Regions from separate parts of the Mus musculus genome. Here regions 2, 3, 4 and 5 are each linked to region 1. The links are chromatin loops, found by intact Hi-C in ENCODE. Cell type or tissue: left cerebral cortex. All regions are shown on one strand. Region 1 has its middle 38 kb from the start of 2610301B20Rik. Region 2 holds the start of Gm46843 (a long non-coding RNA gene). Region 3 has its middle 9.6 kb from the start of Gm35429. Region 4 holds the start of Ndufaf6 (NADH:ubiquinone oxidoreductase complex assembly factor 6). Region 5 holds the start of Ccne2 (cyclin E2).

The links. Hi-C counts contacts between places; a loop is a spot of excess contacts. Peaks named below come from ENCODE experiments on the same cell type or tissue, not always from the same donor. Only the 100,000 strongest peaks of a DNase experiment are listed, where the experiment ranks them.
Region 2: a loop joins it to region 1, with 3 times the contacts of the local background. A loop is called at or near these places in 19 of 42 quality-filtered maps.
Region 3: a loop joins it to region 1, with 2.9 times the contacts of the local background. A loop is called at or near these places in 12 of 42 quality-filtered maps.
Region 4: a loop joins it to region 1, with 2.7 times the contacts of the local background. A loop is called at or near these places in 23 of 42 quality-filtered maps.
Region 5: it touches region 1 in a loop (3-fold over the local background); 8 of 42 quality-filtered maps call a loop at or near these places.

Annotation. Positions count from the first base shown.
Region 1 is chr4:10,909,690-10,914,689 of GRCm38, forward strand. No RefSeq gene overlaps it. Among named protein-coding and RNA genes, the nearest start is that of 2610301B20Rik, 38 kb to the left of the region's middle. In left cerebral cortex, a CTCF peak has its summit at 3,107 (motif pointing right); a DNase peak (open chromatin) is centred at 3,120.
Region 2 is chr4:11,023,652-11,028,651 of GRCm38, forward strand. It overlaps Gm46843 (a long non-coding RNA gene), which reads right to left and starts at 3,049. Exons shown (of 2, transcript XR_001784238.1): 1 at 2,220-3,049. In left cerebral cortex, a CTCF peak has its summit at 2,777 (motif pointing right); a DNase peak (open chromatin) is centred at 2,825; H3K27ac peaks cover 823 bases.
Region 3 is chr4:11,045,348-11,050,347 of GRCm38, forward strand. It overlaps a transcript of Ndufaf6 not described here. Among named protein-coding and RNA genes, the nearest start is that of Gm35429, 9.6 kb to the left of the region's middle. In left cerebral cortex, no CTCF peak of the experiment used is centred here; DNase peaks (open chromatin) are centred at 2,160 and 3,912.
Region 4 is chr4:11,073,874-11,078,873 of GRCm38, forward strand. Ndufaf6 (NADH:ubiquinone oxidoreductase complex assembly factor 6) reads right to left here and starts at 2,332. Exons shown (of 9, transcript NM_001085493.2): 1 at 2,107-2,332. The coding sequence starts at 2,303. In left cerebral cortex, a CTCF peak has its summit at 2,418; DNase peaks (open chromatin) are centred at 2,020 and 2,369; H3K4me3 peaks cover 1,281 bases; H3K27ac peaks cover 793 bases.
Region 5 is chr4:11,189,414-11,194,413 of GRCm38, forward strand. It overlaps Ccne2 (cyclin E2), which reads left to right and starts at 2,296. Exons shown (of 12, transcript NM_001282943.1): 1 at 2,296-2,402; 2 at 3,268-3,304; 3 at 3,402-3,498; 4 at 3,580-3,633; 5 at 4,513-4,664. The coding sequence starts at 3,291. A630034I12Rik (a long non-coding RNA gene) reads right to left here and starts at 1,817. Exons shown (of 3, transcript XR_001784240.1): 1 at 1,732-1,817. In left cerebral cortex, CTCF peaks have their summits at 1,693 and 2,950; DNase peaks (open chromatin) are centred at 1,101, 1,848, 2,276, 2,625 and 1 more place; H3K4me3 peaks cover 2,652 bases; H3K27ac peaks cover 1,045 bases.

The DNA of each region.
Region 1 (5,000 bases):
GCCAATTTTCTTCTAAGGCTTCAACGAAAACAACTGAACTAAAGAGATGAATGCAGGGGGATAAGGTCCAGCTGCCTTCCATTAAGCCAGATATTAAAGAAATTGGCAGAAATGCAAAATAAATATCATCCTTTTTTACATATATTTTAGAAAATACATTTATTGCCATAGAAATAATTATAAGAATTTGTGTGCATGGGGCAGATTTTTAAGTTTATGTATTTTCACTCTTTTCCTAATTTCTAGTGTCATGTTTCTGTAGCCACAGAGAAGCTCTTGGGGATCCTGTTCTTAAGAGTATAAAAGGGGGGCTGAAGAGATGGCTCAGCAGTTAAGAGCACTGATTGCTCTTCCAGAGGTCCTGATTTCGATTCCCAGCCACCACATGGCGGCTCACAACCATCTGTAATGGGATCTGATGCCCTCTTCTGGTGTGTCTGAAGACGGTGACAATATACTCACATATATAAAATAAATAAGTAAATATTTTTTTTTTTAAAGTCTGTAAAAGGGTCCTGAGACCAAAAGTGCCAAGAAGCATTGTAGAGTCCTGACTGCCTTGCTGCCCCCACCCACCACAGCGTAGTGACACAGACTCTTCTTCCCTTTGCTTTCCATCTTGGGAGATTAAGGCCAACCCTTTATCATTTCTTGGTGCTGTAAGAAGTCTGTCTCAGACATTATTGCTCCCTGGCACACCAGAAGCCGCTGTGTTCTGAGTTCATTTGTAAAGAGAGAATTTGACTTAATCTTCTAGCTTCAATTATAGGAATGCTGTTCTTTTAAAAAATTTTTAAACATTCAAGCACACTAGTTGAAGCCTGTCATTTCAGCACTCAAGAAATGGTTCAGTGAGCCGGGCATGGTGGCACACACCTTTAATCTCAGCACTCGGGAGGCAGAGGCAGGTGGATCTCTGAGTTCGAGGCCAGCCTGGTCTACAAAGTGAGTTCCAGGACAGCCAGGGCTATACAGAGAAACCCTGTCTCAGAAAAAAAAAGAAAAGAAAAGAAAAGAAAAGAAAAGAAAAGAAAAGAAAAGAAAAGAAAAGAAAAGAAAAGAAAAAAAGAAAAAGAAAAAAGAAATGGCTCAGTGGATAAAGGTGCTTGTTACACAAGCCTTAGGACCTAGGTTCAGATCTCTGAAGTGGACATAAAAAGTCAGAGGCAGCAACACAAATGTGTGACCCCAGCATTTCTACAGTAATATGGTTTTAGACTGGTTGACGGGAAAACATTCAGAAGTGCCAATACCCAGGCCCCAAGTCCAGCATCAGTGCTATTTAAAACGTCTCCCCTTTATTCTAGTGTATAACTGAATGTTTAGTTAGGGTTACTATTGCTGCGATGAAACTTCATGACCAAAAGCAACTTGGGGGGGGGGGGGGGAAGGGTTTGTTTCATTCACAGTTCTATAGAACGGTTCATCATCAAAAGCAGTGAGGGAAGGAACCTGGAGGCAGAAACTCATGCAGAGGCCATGGAAGGATGCTGCTTACTGACTTGCTCATCATGACTTGTTCAGCCTGCTTTCTTATAGAACCCAGGACCACCAGCCCAGGAATTGCACCACACAAAATGGTACCCAATTAATTACTAATTAAGAAAATGCCCTATAGCTGGATCTTAGACATTTTCCGAACTGAGGTTCCCTCCTTTAATGTAACTCCAGCTTGTTCAAGCCGACATAAAACTACCCAGCACACCATGTTTGCTTTCTGATCAATGTAAAAATGCACACATTTAAGATAACATTCTGTCATTAGTCTAGAGAGAACCTTTGTTGCTTATGACTTTACTGCTATGAAAGACACCTTGACTAAGAACAACATTTAACTGGGTTGACTTACAGGTTTAGAAGTTCAGTCCATTATCAAGCCAGGAGCTGTAACCTCCCCTCCCCAGCCTGAAACCTGTTTGCTCAGGTTTCAGTGTTAGAGAGCATGGGGCGGAGCTTGCCACCCTATCGTCCTGCCACTCCCACTGCCTCTGCCTGCCAACTAGCTGTTCCGGAGCTACCAGGTGTTCACCTGCAACCTTACTCCAAGATGATTTGGCGGGAATCGGGCCCCTTCCCCTCCTTCATAACTCGGTGAGCGAATTAGTAAAATTGAGCTTTGATCAGAATTTTTGTCTTAGCTTCATCTTTTTCTCGTCCGCCTAGCTCCCTCTTCTCTTCCAGATTCCAAGATGCCTTCCCAGAACAGAACCCAGATATGTGAGCTGCTGGTCGGACATAACAAGAAGCATGGCAGCATCTAGGCAGGCATGGTGCAGGAGTTGCTGAGAGTTCTACATCTTCATCTGAAGGCCACTGGGAGAAGACTGGCTCCCACGTGCTTAGGAAGAGGGTCTCACTGTTCATACCTACAGTGATGCACTTCCTCCAACAAGGTTACTCCAAGAAGGCCACACCTCTAATAGTGCCACTCCCTGAGCCAAGCATATTCAAACCAGCACACAAAATGTTTTGGCCCCACCAAGCTTCATCTGATAACAGGAGACCCAACATGACCCATCTGAAGGGAACACTCGAAGCACACGTGAATGTTTAAATGCTTATCATTCTGTACCAGGTGTATAGCAAGAGGGCCCAGGGGCAGGCACTAGTGATCAGACAGGTAGGGCTAAGTGAAACAGGTCATTTCCAAACGATTGATCGTAACTTGTCTTTTAGGTCCAGTGTCTTTGACCCCATCATAACCAGGCATTAGAATCCATAGGCATACTTGAAGCATTGCACTATTTTAAATCTGGAAGACAAATCTGGACAGATCTACTTGTGGCTCATCTCTGACTCTAATGTGACCAAAATGGAAACTGCCTTGCTACATACATGTCAACACATGAGCTAGAAATACACACTACTCCTAGATAGGAAAGGGAAGACATGTCTCTTAAAACTTCTATAGTCTAAAATTCTTACTGCAGCCAATGTGTGGTTGAGTCGCCAGGTTACGTTCCTAGCTGAGGGAGCTGGCAAAAGAGGGAGGCCCTGAAGGTACTTTACCTGGGGAAACATCTCACAGTGAAAAAAAACAGACACGGGGCGGCAGAGAACTAGACCTACTATTCTGGCCCTACAGAAGTAACCCAGTCAATTGAGAATCTGGCCTGTAGGGGGCAGACCTGCACCAAGAATCACACTGTTCTCAGGCTTTGGTCTCTTGGGGAAAAGTGCCTAGAGTTTTAAAACACCCATTATGTTTGTTTCTTTGTTTCTTTGTTTTTCATCAGATCCCACCTGCTGTTGTTCCCAGTGGCTGTTGTTATTCCTCTGGGCAAAATGCCCTGTTCTAATCCACACAACTGTTTGCAGGTACAAAGAGTAAGCATCACTTTAGCAAGTCTTGTCGAGGTCTTTGGTGATGCTTTCTGCCCAGATGTGCCTGTAGCCAGCGTGGAAATAAAATATGACAAGTTAGCTGACTCACCTGACCAGTCTGTTCCTGCAGCACTGCAGGGAACCTAGGGAGACTTGGGGACAGCAATAAGGTGACTCCTCCATTACAAGAAGTGATTGGAGTCCAAGATGCTGAGGTTGGCAGAGTTGTGCTGACAGGCCTTTGAGGCCAGGAGACCATCTCTTCGTGACCTTTGAACATGGGTGTTCAGCACATGCAATCCAAGGGTGCAATGGTATGGTTTTGTTTCTAAGGTTTTATAATTACTGCAGAAAATAAAAAATAAGAATGCAATGCATAGAAAATCAGAAATTACTCTACCGCCCCAAATGACACGCACTATTTACCTGGTGTCTATCCTGGATTTTACAGAAATGAGCACAAACACTGGGCAGGGGTCTTGCAGGGCTTGAAAGGCCTCTTCCTCCTGCCCATGAGCCACTGTTAATGCTCTTGCCCTACAGAAGGGCTGGATGCCAGGAACTAAGTCCCTTTCAGTACCTGTGCTTGTAGCCAGTTGCCATGGTATCAGACCCTGAACTCAAGGTCCTTGCTTTCTAAACCCTGACAATATCCTAGACCCAGGATCCCACATGTATCCTCCAGCGCCACAGATCAGCCACCTGACCCCAAGTGACCCCACACCTGCATCTTCACATGCTGCTAGTCTCAATTTGCCACCCTGTGACTAAGAACTGAGCTCCTTAGGTGGGGTCTCCCCTCCGCAGTGAGAATCTCTAAGGTGAAGGCCAGCAGCCTCTCCCCAGACAATCTGCAGGTCTCAAAGCCTCCAGCCAATGAGAGTGCCCGAAGAGGAAGGCACTGTGGGAGGGGAGGGGAGGGGAGGTAAGGTGGAGGCTGCACACCGGGCTAACCCATTGCTTTCTCCACAGATGTCTAAACTCAGGGTGGAACTGTGCGTGCCCTTGAGAGCTGGGTTGACTCCAGCTCTTGGTGCTTAAGCTCCATGTGTCCTAAGGCACCTACCACATGGCTGGTGCCATTCACACCTTTTCTGAATGGGGCGTCCCTTCATTTCACAGAGGAACCATGGAGAGAAGGTTAGTACTTAGAGAACACCAGAACTGGGAGTCACATTGTCCAGGTCGTCATTCCAGCCTCTCCATTTTACCGAAGAACCCACAGGCTCAGAAGGCTAACAGGACATGCTTCTAGACATAGTTGGTATATAACATTGTAAGATAACAGTCTTGGGAATCAAGGCCAGCCAGGACCAGAGTTTCTTTGCTGCCATACCCTTCTTTTAAGCCTGCCTAATTCTATTCCCTTTTGCTTATCAGGTGTGGCCTTCCTTACCCAAGACAGATCCCTCCAGATAGTCCCCTAGCCTCTGCATCCCTCTTTCTACCTCTCTTTCCCCAGTCAACGCAAGAAGTCCTGCCAGCCTTTCAGAAACATACACCCTATCTTAGGGTTTCCATTGCTGTGACAAAATGCCATGACCAAAAAGCAAGTTGGGGAGGAGTTTACTTGGCTTACACTTCCACATCACTGTTCATCACTGAAGAAAGTCAGGACAGGAACTCCAACAGGGCAGGACCCTGGAGGCAAAAGCTCATGCAGAGTCCATGGAGGG
Region 2 (5,000 bases), 110 kb after region 1:
GGGAATGTCTTAACGACCAGCCTACCCTGGCATGTCCTGGCCTGTTCTGCTATGTTCTCAGCCCCAGGTTTCAAAGCTCACAAACAACTCTTTGGGCTATTTGACATAAATTACATGAATCACAGGTCTCAAATTTTATTTTCTTTCAGTAGCTTGTGTATATAATCCCAGAACTTGGTAGGTTGAAGCAGAAGGATAGCTGAGGCTAGACCAGGCTACATAGTGAGGTTAGGCCAGCCTGTGTTACACAGTAACAAAGATAGATAGACAGACAGATAGATAGATAGATAGATAGATAGATAGATAGATAGATAGATAGATAGATTTAAACAGAGGGAGAAAAGGAAGGAGGAAGAGGAGGAAATTGAAGAAGAAAAAAGATAACTGGGTTTGTGGCTCATCCCATAATACCAGTAATGTGGAGGCTGAGGCAGTAGGGTTGTTGAGGCCAGACTAGATTATATAAAAAGGGTCTGGGCTATGGGCATGAAAAACTCTCTCAAGAAAGAGGGGAGCTGGGCATGGTAGTGTAAGACTCTGATGAGCCTTAGGTTACTGGGAACACCTGAGTGAACCACATGTAGCCGGAATCAATACAAAAAGCAAGAGGAACTTACTGGTCCAATGCATTGGGGTCGTCCTGCACTGAAGGTGAAGTGACAACCACACACAGCTCCTTCATTGAGCTTTTTATACAGTTTTCAGTGCAGCAGCATTAGGCACAATGTGATTGGCAGAACAGTGTGACTTCTAAAACTGATTAGTCTTTAGGGAATGAAGTGGCAAGGACTTCCCTTGTCTGAAGGTGGGCAAGGGTCCATCCTTTGGAATGTGTCCCCACCCGCAGGTTGTTCCTCTCCCAGGTCTGAGGAATGTTAATTAGCCTCTCCCTTCTGGAGGAGCAAGTGTTCCATGACCTTCCAAAGTTCCTGAGCTGACCTTTTCAGTAGCACATGCCTTCAATCCCAGCATGCACTGGGGAGGCAGAAGCAAGTGGATCTATGTGAATTCTAGGTCAGCCAGGGATATGTTATACAGAGAAACCCTGTCTTAGAAAAAGAAAAAAAGAAAGGAAGGAAGGAAGGAAGGAAGGAAGGAAGGAAGGAAGGAAAGAAGGAAGGAAGGGAGGGAAATGCTGGGTGGTGGTGACTCACAGCTTTAATCTCAACATTCCTATGCATTTCTGAGTCTGAGGCCACCCTGGTCTACAGAGCAAGTTCCAGGACAGCCAGGGTGACAGAGAAACCCTGTCTTGAAAAAATAAAACAAACAAAAAGCAAGTGGAGGAAGGAATGGGTATATAAAGAAGAGAAGACCCATGTTGAAACACAACTTCAGATTATCTGTAGGTAGAGCAGAACAGTCCATGAAAAAAACTAGGAGGTTAGGGGACACAGGTCAATGCTGGCCTAGCAAGAACCTGTAGGTTCTACCCCTCAGCACCAAACAGACAAATCATGGAAACAAAAGGCCTCACAGAGGCAAGACACGCACCAGAAAGCCCAGTCTCCCCTCTTTCCTTTCCTGATTCTATTACTTAGCACCTCATTCTCTCAACACTTCTGATTGGCCCAGACCACCTTCCCAGGAAGTCTTTGGGAAGGCGTATCTTTTCCACAACCTTCTTTAGTAAGGTTCAACCTCCAGTCTAGCCCACCGCCCACCAAAGGTAGTAGAAAAGAAAGGTTATTAGGATACGAGGGAAGTGGACCTGTTTAGAAATAGTTCTTTGAGGAGATTCCAGTCTTCGTTGTTTTCATTCCAGTCACACCAAACACACCAAACACAAATCAGCCACTGCTGTCCTCCACAGACACCACACACAAATCCGCAAGAGCAATTCAATTCAGACAAAACCACACGGCTCCCCAACTGAACGAGTGGCAAGAAGCCGCAGGAATCTAAGGAGAAGTTCTTTGGTGAGTTTTTCTCTATGAAGTCACCACAGGCGAAGCTCAGCAACAAAGTATAAGGCAAACCCATACATGCCTGTCATCAACAAAGACTGTGGAGGAGCAAAGCGAATCAGTGCTCCCGTTCCCACTGTCTGGGCTCATATTTATAGTCTCTCTAAACATAACGCATCCTTTCACCTGTGTCTGCTTCAGGAAAACGGTCTTTCACATGTCTGCTTTAGCAACACATTCTTCCACTGGTCTGCCCCAGCAAAACAGCATTATAACCTGAGTCTCCAAAGAAACCAGAAATGTCCACTTTACCTTTGAGTGCTGTGACTGTTTGTTGTCTGTCTACCTTCTCTTCTCCAGCAACCTCCACTGCTTGTCAGCCTTCCTTCCTTCATGTGGTATTTGGAATTTTCTCCATTTACACGGATTGTACATGGGGGTTGGTCACTCCAACCTCCAATAGTGGGATACCGCTCGCCTGTTGGAAAGGCAAAGCCACCTCACACCAGAAGTGGCTCAGAAACAAACCCATGACGTGTGTTTACTATATCAGAGTCAATGAAACGTAATCTGGAACAATCTGGTGCCACATTGGGAGGGCACAATGCTTCTTCCTAGGGTTGCTGGAAGAAAAGTCCCAGGCCTGGGTCTTAGACCTTCTCGGTGAAAAAGGCATATGCAGCTGGGGCATGGGCCTTCCGATTATAAAGGGTGAGCGCAGAATTCGCAGCGGGGAGAGGAATGCGTAGGTCTGTCAGTGGTTGATGTACAGTCTCCGCTAAAAATTCACCTTGCTCAGCCAAAATTTAGCTGGGTCTTTAAATATTTCTCCTGTGCAGCTGTCATGATGTGGAACTCTTGACAGTAGAGGGCGCTGGGGAGACAGTGCGGAAGGAAGGGTTCTGCTTTCTGGTTCTGGTATGTTCTGTGCCAGCGCAGCTTCTTTTGCAGTGCCCAGCTCTTGCGACACCCACGGCTCTTCTGGCTCCTGGCTGTTTCTGTTTCATCAGATTAACGGGCACCTCCCCCGCTACCTTTAGAAAGACACTTCTCCACGAACAACTTGGGAATATCAGGGACTGTACCTCATATATGAGGGACTGCCTCGTGGCAGCAACTTCTGTCAGTCATAAAACACAGCTGTGCTCTGTACCACACTATCAAGATTTCATTCCAGGTTGGGGGACTGAGGTGGCAGAGTTTTTCCTCCCTCGAGTACTCTGCCTCAGCCCTAAGTGTTCTCCATATCTGAATTATTTAGAATCATCTCTACTCAGATTTGAGCCATAAAGGCAAAAGACATAATCCTAAATATCATAATCCAAAATGTTAATATGAAAGTCCAATATCCTTAAGTCTAAGATAACAAGACAATTAAATTCCTAAAATTACACTTCTGGGGAAAAATTCAAATTTATTTTAAAAGACTTATTTACATTTTAAGAAGAGATTTATTTGAGAAATGTAAAAATGCAATAGACTATTTTATAAGTCATGTCACACAGGAAAAAATAGTATAACACACACACATTCATGGAGAGAGCGAGTATGTACAATAACATACAGGTGTACTAAAGAGAATTCCATGGTTATAATGGTTGTGAGCAGATGAGCCATATTCATACATTGTTCAAAATGCAAAATTACAAAACACACAGACCTTAGAAGAGCTGAAGCTCAGGGTTTTCCTCAGTTCTGTAACGTGTTCAAGTCCAGCCTGGACTATCAACATGTCAGCGGATGTGGGGTGCAGGGTTCGGGGGAGCGGAGAGATGGCTCAACCGTTATGAGTACTGGCTGCTCTTCAGAGGTCCTAGCTTCAGTTCCCAGCAACACATGGCAGCCCACAACTGTGTGCAACACCGATCCCAGTGACCTGACACCCTTTTCTGGCTCCACAGACACCAGGCACACACATGATGCACAGACATATACACAGGCAAAACACTCAGGCCCATAAAATAAATTTTAAAAAAAAATGCAAGGATGGGAGTGGTGGCACATACTTTAATCGCAGCCCTTGGGAGGTTAAAGCAGGAACATCTTTATGAGTTCAAGGCCAGCCTGGTCCTACTTGGGGAGTTCCAGGCCAGACAATGCTATAAAGTGAAACCCCCATTTCATAAAACAAACAAAAAATGCAAAATGTATATGTACATTTCTCTTGATTAATAATTTTGTGCATCTTTATAAATGTGGTTGATGAGCAATTAGCATGTTTTGTAAGATAAATAAAGCTCACTAGGGAGCATGGATATTGCTCAGTATTAGGTAGGGCACATGCCTAGCACATGGGCAGTGTTCTGTTCAATCCCCAGCACCACAAGAAAGCACACACACACACACACACACACACACACACACACACACACACATGCACGCACACACACACAACACACACACATGCACACACACACATATATACATACACACACACAACACACACACAACACACACATGCACATGCACACACAATTCGTCATACCACATACACACTGTTTATGCAGTTACTCAAAAAGCCAAGAAACATTATCTTTCCCAAGTGCAGATGTACAAAAAATAATCTCTTTGTCTAAAAGGAAATTTTGACATTTGTTTGTTGGTTTGGTTTGTTTTTGAGGCAGAGTTTCTCTGTTAGCTCTGCTTGTCCTCCAACTTGCCTTGAAGAGCAGGCTAGCCTGGAACTTGGAGATTTGTCTGTCTCTACCCTTGGAGTGTTGGGGACTAAAGGCATGAGCCACCATGCCCCTGCTGAGGTTTTAAGATTTTTACCATTAAATCAACTACAACAATGCTTCTTTGCCGCAGACCCTCTGGGTCCCTTTGTCTGCATGGAATGGGTCTCTGGGTGCAGATGGGCAAGGAGTTGGAGGGAATGACAGACCAACACACAAGATTGTGTAGAATCTGAGTGTAATTTGTCAAATTGAGCATCAAACTTTTTATACAGAAGAAAATAGGGAAGTTAGGTGACACATCGGCAAGGTACAAATGAGGTTACTGGATGCGGATGCTTAATGACTCTTACACAAAACAAAGGAATGAAAACGCAAAGGCTGGCAGGAACTGGGCAATAAAATAACTGAGACAAAG
Region 3 (5,000 bases), 140 kb after region 1:
AGTACGTCCATTCCTTCACTGGCATTACAACCTACCTCTTCAGGATTCCAGTGTATACTGAAGGCAGTCTGAGACATCCAGCCTCATGGACTGAGCAGCTACAGTCAGCCATTGTTGGATTAGCGGGACCACAGACTAAGTTATTCTTAAATAAATCCCCTTTCTACACACACACACACACACACACACACACACACACACACACACACACACATTCTATACGTTCTGTTATTCTAAAGAAGCCTGAGTAATACAATTTCCTTCTTTAAAATTTCTACACCAGCTGAGCTGTGGTGGTGCACACCTTTAGTCCCAGCACTCGGGAGGCAGAGGCAGGTCGATTTTGGATCTTTGAGTTTGAGGCCAGCCTGATCTACAGAGTGTGTTCCAGGACAGCCAGGGCTACACAGGGAAACTTTATCAAAAACAAACCCCAAAAAGACAAAATCAATTTTTATAGCTTATTATTAGCGTATGTGTGCATGATGAGGGGGACATGAAGTGTGGCACACACATGAAGGTCAGAGGATAGCTTTGGGGGTCAGCTGGTTCTCCCTCTTCACCTCGGGTTTGGGGGACAGGACTTTGGTCATCAGACTTACTAAAACATTTTATTTTATTATTTTTTTAAATATTTATTTATTTATTTATTTATTTAATGTAAGTACACTGTAGCTGTCTTCAGACACACCAGAAGAGGGCATCAGATCTCATTACGGATGGTTGTGAGCCACCATGTGGTTGCTGGGATTTGAACTTCAGACCTTTGGAAGAGCAGTCGGGTGCTCTTACCCATTGAGCCATCTCACTAGCCCCACTAAAACATTTTAAAAGACAATTGAAAGCCAGTAGGTGGGTGGAGGCACACTTCTCTAATCCCAGCACTGGGTCAACAGAGGCAGGTGGATCTCTGTGAGTTCAAGGCCAGTTAGGTCTACAGAGCAAGTTCCAGGACAGCCAGGGCTAAAAAAAAACCTAACTTGAAAAAACAAAAACAAAAACAATACAGTTGAAAAATTTTAAAGCTTTTGTGTGCCTATATTAGCATCTTCCCCTCCATCTATTTTTCATATTTATTTTAATTATGTGTATATCTGAACATGAGGGCAGGAGCCTGTGGGGCTGGAGTGCGGTGGTTTTGAGCTACCCTGCAGTGCTGGGAGCCCAACTCTGGTCCTCTCACAAGCAGTTCCTGCTCTTCTTCATCCCTAGGCTTCCGTCTGTCCATCTTTACCCCTCATCCTTGTTTGTTTTGCTAATTTTTTTTCCCAAGATAGGGTCTCACTATGTAGCTCTGGCTGTCCTAGAACTCACTATGTAGGCGAAGTTGATTTCAAACTCACAGAGATCTGCCAACCTTTGCCTTCAGAGTGCTGGGATTAAAGGCATGTCCACCATACCCGGCTCTCCTCCACAGCTATTTTGTTGGTTGGTTAGTTGGATTTGAGACAAGGTGTCTGCCTCTACCTTGGTAGTGCTGCGATCATAGACATGTGGCACAGTGCCTAGCTGGATACCATTTTTAATGTTACATGTATGTTGAGAAAAAAATGGGGAGGACTTAATTCATTTAATGGTGGTTATTTCTTACTTATGAAATGGTTGATTTAAAAAATAATTATCCTCAGGCTGGAGAGAAGGATCAGCAGTTCAGAGCACTGACTGCTTTTCCAGAGGTCCTGAGTTCAATTCCCAGCAACCACCTGGTGGCTCACAACCATCTGTAATGGGATCTGATGCCCTCTTCTGGTGTGTCTGAGGAGATTGACAGTGTACTCATATACATAAAATAAATAAATCTTTAAAACATTTAATAATTATCCTCTACTGTGTTTGTTTGGCCCCAATATTCCTGTAATGAGTACAAGAAGTAGGCTGTGTAAAAACAACAATATTCAGTGTTTCACAATATCTTAAGAGAGCAGGATTCAATCAGCCACACACAGCCTACAAGTGAGGGATGGCAGCAGCATCCTTCTGCTAAGGAAGGAGAACGCAGTGCATTTGGAAATTAGTATCGCATAGACGACTGCCCCAAGAAACAAGCATAGACTTACTGAAACAGCTTTCTGAATCATTAATGTGGAGTTCCTATGGAATCCTGCCCGCCTATAAAAGGACTCCAGGCTTATACAGCTCTTGAATTTGGTCGTTGAGTAGTTCATGTTGCCGGCCTGTGCTGAAACACACAGAGCATTATTACATAACTGAGCCTCCAGGAGAGGGGTCAGGATTAAAAATAAAATAGAAAACACAGCGAAGCCTGGCACAGCGAAGCCAGGCAGGGATGTTTAATGAGAAAAGGTGACTCAAAGGCAAACAGGATTTGTGCAAGAGAAAAAAAAAAGTCAGCCCACAGGCTCATTAAATAACGAGGACTTCCTAGCTCTGAGTCAAAAGGCATTGTTTATCCAAGGAATGCTTACATTAGAAACACTGTAAACAATAATCATGAGCGCACATACAAAATACGTATCTTAAACGCCAAACCCCTTACTGCGTCCTCTGACTTACTTATCCTTCCTCTCAGCCTGTTTTCTGATTGTAGCCAGCAATCGAGATTCTTGAATACTGTATGCTTCACTCAGCTGTCACGTGTGTGTGTGTGTATGTGTGTGCACTATGTGCGTGGGACCGCATGTGTGTGGAGGTCACAGGACAGCGTGTAGGAGCCATCCTGTCCTCCCGTCAGGGATTCTAAGATTGAACTCTGGAGGCTCTGCCTGAACTCTGAGTGCATTCACCATTGAGCATCCTGCTGACCCTGAATAAAAAGTGGCCTGTGTGATGTCATGGTCACCTGTCAGCCAGTCGCACAGCAATCGCCTGCCTCCCACCATCCTACTGCTTGAAGGGACCTTCGTAAAACTCTTTATGTGTACGATTGGTCTGCCTGCATGTATGCATGTGCAACACAGTGCCTGGTTCCTTCGGAGGCCAGAGAGGCCTTCAGATCACCTGTTACCAGGTAGGCACAGTTGTGGGCTATGTGGTCCTGGGAACTCAACCCAGGCCCTCTGTAAGGCAGCCCCAGGACCCTAATTTTTAGGAAATAATGTTTACCACACAGTAATTTTCATCATAAGGAGAAGCAGGTGAGTGGCCAGTCTGCCTCCTTCTGACCCATTTCAGTCAATCCCAGTTCCCTGTGTGGCTTCTTGCCCAGTCTTGTTATGGAAACAAACAGTAGGCTTAATGCTTTGTTTTACTTTAACTGTCTGCGTAGTGTTTACAATCTGAGGATCTTCCTGGTCAAGTCATCAATTGGGCTAGTGTCTTTAAAAAAAAATTAAATTTGTACCAACTAAAACAGCTAGAATCCAAGGGCACCTGGAGGTTTGCTGAAATGGGTAAGGCAAACACCAGTTCTCTGATCTTAATTCAAAATGTTTCACCAGGCCAGAGGATATGGGCATTTGTATTCACAAACTTTCCTTTAGAAGTTGGCCTACCTTTATTTACTTTTATTTTTGGATTTTTGAGGCATGGTCTCATCTAGGCTAGCTGGCCTTAAACTCACTAGAGGATGACCCTGGTGACCCTGGTCCTCCTCCTCCACCTCCTAAGTGCCAGGATTACAGGTGTTCTTCCTTCCTTCCTTCCTTCCTTCCTTCCTTCCTTCCTTCCTTCCTTCCTTCCTTCCTTTGGACTAAGAGAGTTCTTCATGCCAGGAAATTAACAACACTAAATGATGCTCTCATTTTAGCCTTGAGGAAACTTCAGCTCATCAAGTCTGTAACATCAAATCAAAGCATCTTAGAAAGTGCTCAAGTGTTTGCTGAGCCACTAAGGATTCAGCCGAGTCTCTGCTCTCTTTAAGACCCTTTGGCAGGAGCCAAGATATTTAGCAGTTGCTGCCAAATTTATCTCCAAACACTGGCCACAATGCTAACAAAGACTCGGGAACTCTTCAACCCAGGCTGCTTCAGAATCCCAAGAAGTGAGTCCCGTTTCCATGTACTTGCCTCTGAGGATTAGCTGGAAGACTCCCCGGAGACAGCCTTGCAGCACCAGAATCAAACAAATACTTGCTGACACAAGCAACTGGGCCCTCACGCACCCATGCAATGACTCCCAGGTGCTGTCAATCAGAAGGCACTGGGAAGGCTAAGGCGACTCGAGCCCTATAGCCTTGCCCTTCCAACGTTCTCTTTTGGATTTTATTTGCAAAACTGTATTATTTTAAACTATTACTAATGCACAACTAAAGTAAACACTAATTCATAGCTAAAACAAAGACTAGAGTCACCTGCCAAGAACCACGGAAATGGGAGAAATAAGAGCCTGGAAAAAGCTGGAAGGACTTGCCACAAACCTGGTCACAGGAATGTCTCACTCATCATCCTAATCTGCTAGAGAGCAGCCATGTAAATACTTTTAATCTGTGCAACCAGTAAGTGTTTTATAATCTAAAATTTAGCCACTTGACTCCTGGAACTTTGGAGGCAGAAGTAAGTGGATCTTTGAGTTCGAGCAAGTTCTAAGACAGCTAAGGCTACACAGAGAAATACTGTCTGGGGAAAAACAAAATAAGTAAATAAATAAAATAAATTAAAAATGCACATTTCTAGGGCTGGAGAAATGGCTCAGCGGTTAAGAGCACCGAAGGTTCTGAGTTCAAATCCCAGCAACCACATGATGGCTCACAACCATCCATAATGAGATCTGATGCCATCCTCTGGCATGTCTGAAGACAGCTACAGTATACTTACATATAATAAGAAATAAATCTTTTAAAATATGCACATTTCCTGTTGGGTGTAGTGGTACACACCTTTAGTCCCTGAAGCAGAGGTTCTAGAAGTTCAAGGCCAGCCTAGTCTACCTGGCAATTTCTAGGGTAGCCAAGTCAGACAAAGTAAATCCTGCCTCAAAAAAAGCAAACAAACAAACAAAATGCACAACCTCTTGATGGCTGCTCAGAGCAATCCTGTTAGTATAATTCCCACTGATATGGAGTCACAGCCGAGCTGATGCTGAACAACCGAGGCTGTGGCTCA
Region 4 (5,000 bases), 160 kb after region 1:
AAACAATGTGTGTCTGTGTTTTTGCATTTGCTAAAAGAACCTAGAAGCACAAATAACCCACTCAGCCCTGGCGTCAAAAATAAAACCAGCCGGGTGTGGTGACGCACGCCTTTAATCCCAGCACTTGGGAGGCAGAGGCAGACAGATTTCTCAGTTCGAGGCCAGCCTGATCTACAAAGTGAGTTCCAGGACAGCCAGGGCTATGCAGAGAAACCCTGTCTCGGAAAAAAAAAAAAATACACCACCAAAAAACAAAACAAACAAACAAACAAAAAAACACAATTACCTAAATATGGACATTGGTTCCTAAGAACTCCAGGCACTCTTGAAAGAGTGATGTCCCAAGCTGGGGCCAGAGAAAATATAAAACAAGCTAATGACATCTTAAACATAAAGCAAAGATTCAAAGAATGGAAAGACTGATTGTCAAAAGAATACCAGAAACAAGTTTGGCAAAAGTCTACAGAAATTTGAGTATCCAGAGAATGGGTATGGTGCATACTCAGGCGTCTACAGCAAGAGACGGCGAGTCCACAATTTCATGATTTCAAGGGCAGCTTTTGAAAACATGTGAGAAGCTGTCTAGGACTATGATGGCTATCATATAGCTCAGTGGGGCAGATCTTGTCTAGCATCGCCAGGCTGTGAGCTCAGCCTCCAGCACCATAAAGAAAACAGCAACCAAACATGGCAGGTTGACAGCCAAAGCTTGTAAACTCAGTACTTGGTCAGAGTCAGGGGAACCTGAAACTCTTGGCAAACACAGAAGCAATTGCATTTCTCAGATTTGCTTCCCTAATCAGATCCAAGGTGATTTAGTTATTTTAGTTACACTCTAAAGCCCTTCAAAGCAGGCATTTGGCTGTGTACTTAAGAGCTGTTCTTCCAGAGGTGTGATTCCCAACATCACATTGGTTCACAACTGTTCCAGAAAATCTGATCGGTGGCACTAGGCATGCACACAGTTCATACACACAAGCAAAGCACGCATACACGTGAAATAAAAATAACACACAATAAAAACAACAAAACAAAACAAAAAAGACCCGACACTTGAGAGGCAGAGACCAGAAGGAGTTCCAGGCCAGCCTGGTCTACAGGGTCAACCACAGCTACATAAAAACCCTGTCTCAAAACAAACAAAAACCATACCGGATAACTGCTGTTAGCAGGGAGGGCAAAATGCAGGGGCGGTGTGGGTGGATGTAATTAAGCCATAGATTATTCATAGGGCTCAATTCCCATCAGGCCCAACCCCCACACATGTCTACAGAGGAAATCCCAGATGTCTTTCCTGACACCAGGTGAACAAAACACAAGTCATGAGGCTGTTCTTGTAAATCTCTGGCAAATCCCTTGTTCCCTTGAAATTATTAAACTTCATCTTAAAAATTGTATTTATTTTTATGTGTATGAGTGTTTGCGTACACATATGTCTATACACTGCTTACCTGGTGCTCAAGAAGGCCAGAAGAGAGCATTAGATCTCGTGTCGGGGCTGGGAATCAAACCTGAGCCTGTTCTCTTAACCGCTAACCCATTTCTCCAGCTCTTAATGCTCTAACTCTTAAACTCCCTTGATGGGAATCACAACTTGAAAGGAGAATTAAATAAGCTGCTTTGGACTTTACTTTTGTAAACAAAATTTTAGCTTTGAGGTTGCTTTGTAGTTAAATCTAAACCTCTGGCCAGTACCTCCTAAGAAGATGCGTCAAAAGTGAGTGTGCCAACTTTTGTGAGATGTGTTTATCCAAAGCACGCTGGGCAAGCACCCTACCAATGGACCTAAAAATGCGCAGGCCCCGTGAATTACTTTTAATAGTGCAGCACACAGAGCCCAAAGCCAGTTAACGGTGTTAAAGTCACTAGCTGTCCATGAATAAAAAGTGCTATGCATGCAAAGGTTGTAGGGTCCATTAACGTTAGGGTTCAGGCAGAGGATGTGCTGAGCCACGTGAACAGGCCTGCGGTCTCCTTCTCCAAGCACGGGCACAGAGCCCAGCAGAACGCAGGACCCGGAGGACGCAGCCCCAGGCTCGGGGTTCAGCGCTCTGCGTTCCACAGGCTCTGGGCTCTCGGGGATGTCCCCCGGGCGCGGCCACTCACCTCAGCAGCTCCAGGCAGTAGAGGTGGGAACCGGGGATGCCTGGCCCGCTGGCCGCCGCCACGCTGCGCCGGACCGCCGAGGGCCCCGGCAGGCGCCGCACACGTTCCCACGCATCCCGAGGCGGCTGGCGATGGAACAGGTTAGCCAAACCGAATGGCCTTGGGCCGCGGACAGAACCCAGCATGGAGGTCGCCATGACACCCGCTTCGGGTGCCCTCCGACCCTGAGGCCACGCCCCCCGGAAAGTGGCCACGCCCCCGGCAGATCTCTGCAACTCCGCAAAGGAAGGACGCCACTCAGACCAGAGCCAGGTGTCGCTATAATCCTGCACATTGGTGACTTGGTTGTCCTCTCCAGCGTCCACTCCCACAGAACCCCAGAACGCCAAAAGGGATGGGTGCCTGCTTTTTAAAGAAGCGACTGACGTTACATCCTGTCACCCCAGAGACCCCCATCCTCTCTTGATCCTCTTCAAGGGCGCTATTGACACTTGTAACCGCACTGCTGGAAGCTTGTTGTACCTGAATGCCCACTATTCACCCACACACATTCCCAGAGACCTCCCAGCATAGCCCTGAACAGGTACACTGATTAGCCACTCTACCTCCAAGAGAAAAACACAAAGATGCTTGAGAGATGCACCAGGTTATGCCTCCATTATCAACCACTAAGGATAAAGGGGAAGGAGAGGAAGGGGGAGAGAGACAGAGACAAAATTTAATTTCTTTCCTTTTGCTTTCTTTTCCTTTTCCTTTTCTTTTTGTTTGTTTTTTGTTTCTTTTGTTTTTCGAGACAGGGTTCCTCTGTGTAGCCCTGGCTGACCTGGAACTCACTTTGTAGACCAGGCTGGCCTCGAACTCAAAATCCGCATGCCTCTGCCTCCTGAGTGCTGGGATTAAAGGCGAGCGCCACCACGCCCGGCTCCTTTTTCTTTTTTAACAGTAACAATATATCATTTGCTGTTAGTTGTCTCTCACAACACTCTAAAAGCCCAAGAGCATGGAGTCATTTGTTTCCTGCTTTAACCCATTGACAGTCCCTCGATGTTGTAAAATCTGACTTGCCTCTGTCATCTGTAACGCCAGCACTAAGAAGGCTGAGACAGGAAGTGTTGAGTGTTCAAAGTCAGCCTACACTACACAGTGAGGTTGAAGCAAGACAAAAAGAGGAAGTTGTGAACCTGAGATAGAAAAGTAGCCTCTCAGCCAGGAATCAGGCCAAAGCCTTTTGCCTGTGGAGAATTTAGAATTCCAGTATAAGGCTAGAGAGATGGGTCAGTCAGTAAAATGGTAAGATAGTACCAGATGAGGTGAAGGAGCTCAGAAGACAAAAAGGAGGCTCAGAGGGGCAGGAGACAAAAGAGGGTAATGGGAGGCAAATGTTGAAATACATTATGTACATGCCATAATGTGCTAATTTAAATACTTAAATACAACAGTTTAAAATACAATAAAATGATACTATACTACAAATGATATGTTGTTACCAACTATTATTAATTGAATAGTCTATAGGTATAGTGGCATGCACATATAATGCCAGCATTTGAGAGTTAGGGGGAAAAAGATAAAGAATTCAAAGGATAGATGGGGAGATGGATCAGTGGTTAAGAACAATTGTTTGTACTCTAATGAAGGAGAGAAAGAGAGGGTGTAGACTTAGCGGGGAAGTGGGGGTGATCTCCAAGGAGGTAGGGGAGAGGAAACCACAACCAGAATATATTGTATGAAAAACCACTTTCAATTTTAAAAAAAGAAAAAAGAGCACTTTCAGAGGAGCCTAGCTATGTCAGCTCCCAGCATACACATCAGGTGGTTCACAACCACCTGTAATTCCAGCTCCAAGGAGGACCTTTTGCAAACTCTGGAATTTTGGTTTCTTTAAAAAAACAGAGAAATATTACACGGATGTACTTTTGTTTACATCCCAGATGTAAGGATGTGGGGCTGACACAGCAGCTGACTATGGTTTGCCTCGTGCTCTAGCAGAGTACGGTTTTGCCAGCTGCAAATAGTTTCTGTGATTGTGTGACCTTTGGTATTCTGGGAACCCTTCTGAGGGTATATAAGTGTTAAGCCCAGAGAGGCAAGGGGGAATGGTTGTTTGTTGCAGTAAATCTTTAATCTCAATCAAGGGTTTCTACCTCACCTTAGCTCATTCAGTTCCCAGATAAAAGACACAAAACTTCAATATTTATAATAAGTCTTTAAAGCACTAGAGCTTAGCAGATATCCACCCTCTATGCTGTTAGTATCTACTCCTCTGTCAATAACCCTAAGATAATACCTGCCATATTCCGACTAGGCTGCTCTTACTAGGAGTGGCCAGCCCTCATGACCAGTTTTCATGATCCCTTTTCCCATGGCGTTTTCTCCTTCACCTTCTGTCTCCCAACTCTCAGATCTCCAGCCTAGGAACCAAAACCCTGCCTACCTCTTTTCTGCTCAACTATAGGCCTTAGGCATCTTTATCCAACCAATAGTTTTAAATTAAGGATCAGGGTTAAATAGCATCACTTGGTGTATGTGAGGATTTCCTTGTCCCTGAGGGCAACCAGACTTGGGGGCCAGTATTTAGCATTACAATACACAGCATGAGACCAAACCTCAACAGCGCTTGGTCATCAGGGAGGTTGGTTGTGGTTTGTTAGTAGCTGAAGTCAAAGAAGAAACAAAAGGAAAGAAATTAGATCCAGGGATACATCTCTCTCTCTCTCTCTCTCTCTCTCTCTCTCTCTCTCTCTTCTCTCTCTCCTCTATTCTTCTTTCTCTCCTACCTAGTGTTAGGAGGAGAAAGTGTGTGTATGTGTGTGTGTATGTGTGTGTGTGTGTGTGTGTGTGTGTGTGTGTATGTGTGTGTGTGTATGTGTGTGTGTGTGTGTGTGTGTGTATGT
Region 5 (5,000 bases), 280 kb after region 1:
ATAGCTTGTATTTATTAATCAACTCTATGATTGGTCAATATGGAGTCTCTGTACATTTTCAAATTTGATGTTTATCAGTATGTATTAGCTATATAGAAAGGTTTCATTTTAACATTTTATGCCTGCATAAAAGTTTGATCATATTTGCCTCCCACTATCTACTTTACAAATAGTCCCCTATTTCATGTCTCGCCTTCCAAGTGCTGAGGATCAAACCCATGATAGGCCAAGTGCTCTACCACTGAGCTGTAGGTTCTACATGTGAAAACATACCATACTTCCCATTCTGAATGTATAAAGGCTTGTAAGTACCTTGTTTTACTTTTTAATTTATTTTTGGTTTTTCAAGACAGGGTTTTGCTGCCTAGCCTTGGCTGTCCTGGAACTCACTCTATAGCAGAGGCTGGCCTCAAACTTAAGAGGTCCCTTGCTTCTGCCATCTGAGTTCTGATCTTAAAGGTGTGCACCACCACTGCCAGCTTGCTATCTTAGTTTTCGTTGATTCAATCATTCTAATTTTGCTTTTCCTATGGCTACTCTGTTCACGTAATACTTAGATATGCCCACAGTACATTTTTAATGACGTACGTACACTAACTTATGCGGTTGGACTTATGATACTTAAGACCAATCCCATGTAAACGACAGCCCTCGTTTTCAGTGTATCCTGGCCAAGTTCACCTACATAGGCCACCAGTTGGCACTTTTAGGACAGTGTCTCACATAATCTAGGCTGGTCTTGAAGTCACTATGGAGCGGGGCTGTAGGCCATCAGTTTTACTTCCACTCAGATAACACACCTCTGCTTTCTTGCCATAACGGGTTAGATCTCAAGCTGTACAAGACGACAGCTCCAGCAAAGGGAGGTAACTCCCCCCCCCCCCCCCAGTCTTGATAAGCAATTATGGGTTGGGTGAACGCTCCTTAGGCCTAGACAAGGCACTGGGTCTCCTCTGATCCTGTCTACGTGTAAAGCTGGGAAAGTAAGCTTTAGCCGGTGTGAAGGACCATGCGAAGACCCGGGAAGTGTGACGAGGGCCTTCCTGGGCTCTTAACCACAGCGTGGCACAAAAGGCCCACCGCGGCCGGAGGCCTCCAGGTGCATCTCGGGAAGGGCCGGGCCGCGCGGCCGCTGTCCTTGGCGCCCTCGCACCGGCTCACTCCGGACCAGGATGGCTAAGCGCGGGACCGCCGGCCTGCGGGAGCCCTTCCTGCGCTTCCGCGGCCTGGGGGTGGTCTTTGTTCCCCAAGCGGCGTCGCGCCACGGGACTGTGTGTGCCGTGTCACCCGCAAGCCCGGCCTGAGGGTGCGCAGGGCGCCGAGAGGTAGTCGGAGCCCGGGGCTTAGGAGCGGCGCGGGGCGGCCCGCCACGTCCCGGCAGCGCTCGCAGGCGGGAGGCGCTCCCGCGCAGGCAGTTCGCGCGGGCTCCGCAGGGCGCGCTGGCTGCCGGGCAGGGCCGGGGCGGGGCGCGGCGCGGCGCGGCGCGGCCCGGGCGCGCACGTGGTGCGGACCGTCCTGCTCTCCGGCCAGGTCCCCAGAGCCTCGGCGCTCGTGCGTGCGGACGGGGAGGGCGCCCGCTGGAGTCCCGAGAGGTGGTCAGCGCCCGGAACAGGCGTCTGAGGAGAAAGGCAGCGCGCGGCGCCAATATTTCCCGCGCGGGCTCTGGGAGGGAGCCGTAGGCAAGAGCGGAGTGGCCGCTCGGCGGCGCGCGGGGACAAGGCTCCCACGTACCTCGTCCGGCCGCGCTGAGGCACCTTCCTGTGCGCCGCCGCCCGCTCGTCGCCCGGCGGATGGCTCCGGCTCCGCACGTGGCGGGCGGCGCGCTCCGGCGTGTTTACATTCTGCGGCCGCTCCACGTTGTGCTGCCGTCCTCTCCTGCCATTGGCCGGCTCCTCCCGGAGGGGTGGGCCCTAGGCTCCCGCTCCCCGTGCCTCTGAGGAGACTTGGGGTTCCCCACCCCAGCCCTCCCAAGGCCTCTGCCAAAACGCGGAGCCGAACCGTAGCCTGACACTCCGAGATCTAAGAGCCACCGTGAGGGGGCCCGGCGCGAACTGGAAGGCGTGCGGGAGCCTGTGGTGGGCAACCAGCATGGGGGAGGAGCCTCTGAGCCGTGCAGCCGCGGCGCGCGCAGGTGAAGCGCCGAGAGGGGCGGAGGAGCACGGTCCAGGAGGGCAGCCGTACGGCCACTCGGCGCCCGCCCGCCCGCCAGCCCGTCCGCGCGCACTGAGGGCAGGGCGCGGCGCGCGCGGGCGAGCTGGGCGGGCGCGGGTGGGGGAGGGGAAGGCGCCGGCCGAGGTGTCAGTCTGCGGCGCATGCGTGCGGGGCGGTCCGGGCCCGGCCTATATATTGAGTTGGCGCCGGCGCCAGCTGAGCCGAGCTGTGGAGGGTCTGGCGGTGAGGAGGTATTGGGGACAGGGGCATGCGGGAGCTAAGGGAACCACGTCTGGCGGGAGCCATGGGAGAGGAAAAATGGGGGGCGGGGGTGGGACAAGAAGTAGGAGACTGGAATTCAGGGGTTCCCGAGGTTGGTCCCTGTCAGGATTCTTGTCAGGAGGCCAAGCAGAGGCAGGGGATGGAGTGTGTCCCCAAATGAGAGGCCACGGCAAAGCTTCTCTGGGAGCTTCTCTGTCCATCCTCACTTGGGGAAGGTCTCCCGCGCGAGAGGATTAAGGTGGGATCACTTCACGGAGAGATTCTTAAGCACGGTTTTCTCCTTTAATTCCCCCCCCCCTTTCCTTCTGCTCTTCTGGAATTGGGGTCCCGTCACCCCTGCAAGCGACACTGCCCGCCGGGTGGGGCTGGGAAGGAGGGAAAGGAGCCTGGAGGACGTGACACCAGAAGGTTCCCTCCACCCCCTGCTTCCCCGCCACAGCCGCTCTCCAAATTGGCGCGGAACCGGCTTCTCCACAGCCCGCTCTTGGAGGCTCGTCCAGGCGCCTGGCGGCCGAGGCCAGGACGTGCCTTTCCCACCCTGGTTGTCCTGGGGAGTGCATGAATGGCCCAGATGATCATCTAAGGGTGCTAGGGGACTTTGCAAATTCCTGAACGCACTCGCGTTCCCAGTGTACAGTTAAGGAAATGAAAGCATGAATGTAAAATTACTGAGATAGCGAGTGTATTTCAGAAAATAGTGCAGTGTTTTATTTTTAAAGGTTTAGGCCACCTTCTAGTAACGTTAGTTGGTAACTTCTGAATCAGTTTTAATTTGGAACTTGAAGATTATGGATGACTATGTTCTTGATTTTGTTTTTCTTCTCCCCTATTTAGAGGTTTCATAGTCCTTGAAGAGAATGTCAAGACGCAGGTAACAGTGTTAGTCTTGGAGACATGTTTCAAAATTAGCTGCTGCTTTTGAAATATATGACGTACTAATTAAGCTTCCTTTCTACAATTCATCACAGTAGCCGTTTACAAGCTAAGCAACATGCCCAGCCCAACCAGCCAGACTCTCCGCAAGAAACCCAGATAATTCAGGCCAAGAAGAGAAAAACAGCACAGGTGATTTAAGGAAAAAGAGGGAGAAAGGGAAAAATATTCCTTGCTGAAACCTTAGTTTACATGTTCTTTTCTATTCTTCAGGATGTCAAAAAAAGAAAAGAGGAGATCACCAAGAAGCATCAGTATGAGATTAGGGTAATGCAGAACTGGACAGGGTGGGCTGGGGAAGAATAAGAGTGGAATCATGTGTTATTGCCTTATAGTGGGAAGATTCTGATACTTTAGAGGTGAACTTGAAGGAGGTTCATATAAGCCTGAGTCCTACAGCTGCAGTGTAGATGGCTTAGAAGCAGCTGGTTCCCTTTGGTAAATCCCTCCCTTTTGGAGCTGGCTGGTATACTAGGTCTGCCTATATACTGCTCTTTGTTCATTTTCAGACTACAGTGGAGGGCCCTAATAGCTAATGAGTGGCATAAAAAGGATGTGAGATCACTGTCAGTTTGGCAACCCGGCTTTGGGATCCCTTCCTATGTGTTTACTTGGAGATGGTAATTCTTTCAAAAAGATTCTCTAAGTGATTCCACTTGACTAAATTTTTTGATGTTTTCACATTCAAGTATTAGAAAACACGTTAAAAAGAGCTATTTTTTAAAAAAGTATCCTTGCTAGAATTTCTAGATTCAGAGAACTAGTCTTAAAATTATTTCACTTTACATTAAAATGCATGTTATTATTTCAGTACATTAAGTATTGTATTACCTTGTATTACCAGGCTTCGTTATCTAACTTAAGAAGACTAATATGAATTATATGGCTTTAAAAATAAAATACAGGGCTGGGCGTGGTGGCGCATGCCTTTAATCCCAGCACTTGGGAGGCAGAGGCCAGCCTGGTCTACAGAGTGAGTTCCAGGACAGCCAGGGATACACAGAGAAACCCTGTCTCGAAAAAAACAAAACACAAAACAAAAATAAAATACGAACATCAAATTGGCTATCATTTGAAATTGTAGAACAAAAGCCAAGGTTTCTTAATGCACTAACAAGTTTTTCTCTTTCTGTTTTGAAATGACAGAATTGTTGGCCACCTGTACTGTCTGGAGGAATCAGCCCTTGCATTATCATTGAAACACCCCATAAAGAAATAGGAACAAGTGACTTCTCTAGATTTACAAATTACAGATTTAAAAATCTTTTTATTAATCCCTCACCTCTGCCAGATTTAAGGTAAAGAAAATTTTTTAGTAACTTTATGCTAAACATTAAAAGTGGTAGAATTAAAGCAATGCCAGGTATTTTCTTTTGACTTTAATATAAAATATGGAAACTTGATTTTGGGGGGGGGGTTTGTTTGTCTTTTAGTGCTTCACTTACTGAAAGTAAGCATGTATCATTCTACATGAGATATTTGCAAATGATAGCAAGTGATATACTTAAAACCCAAACTTGGGTTTTACTTAACTTGCTTGGTAAATGTTTCTAGACATAGCAGAACTGAACTACTTTTTAAAATGTAGCTTAAATTTGCCTAGTTAAAATTAGAACATTTTTAAATGAACAGTA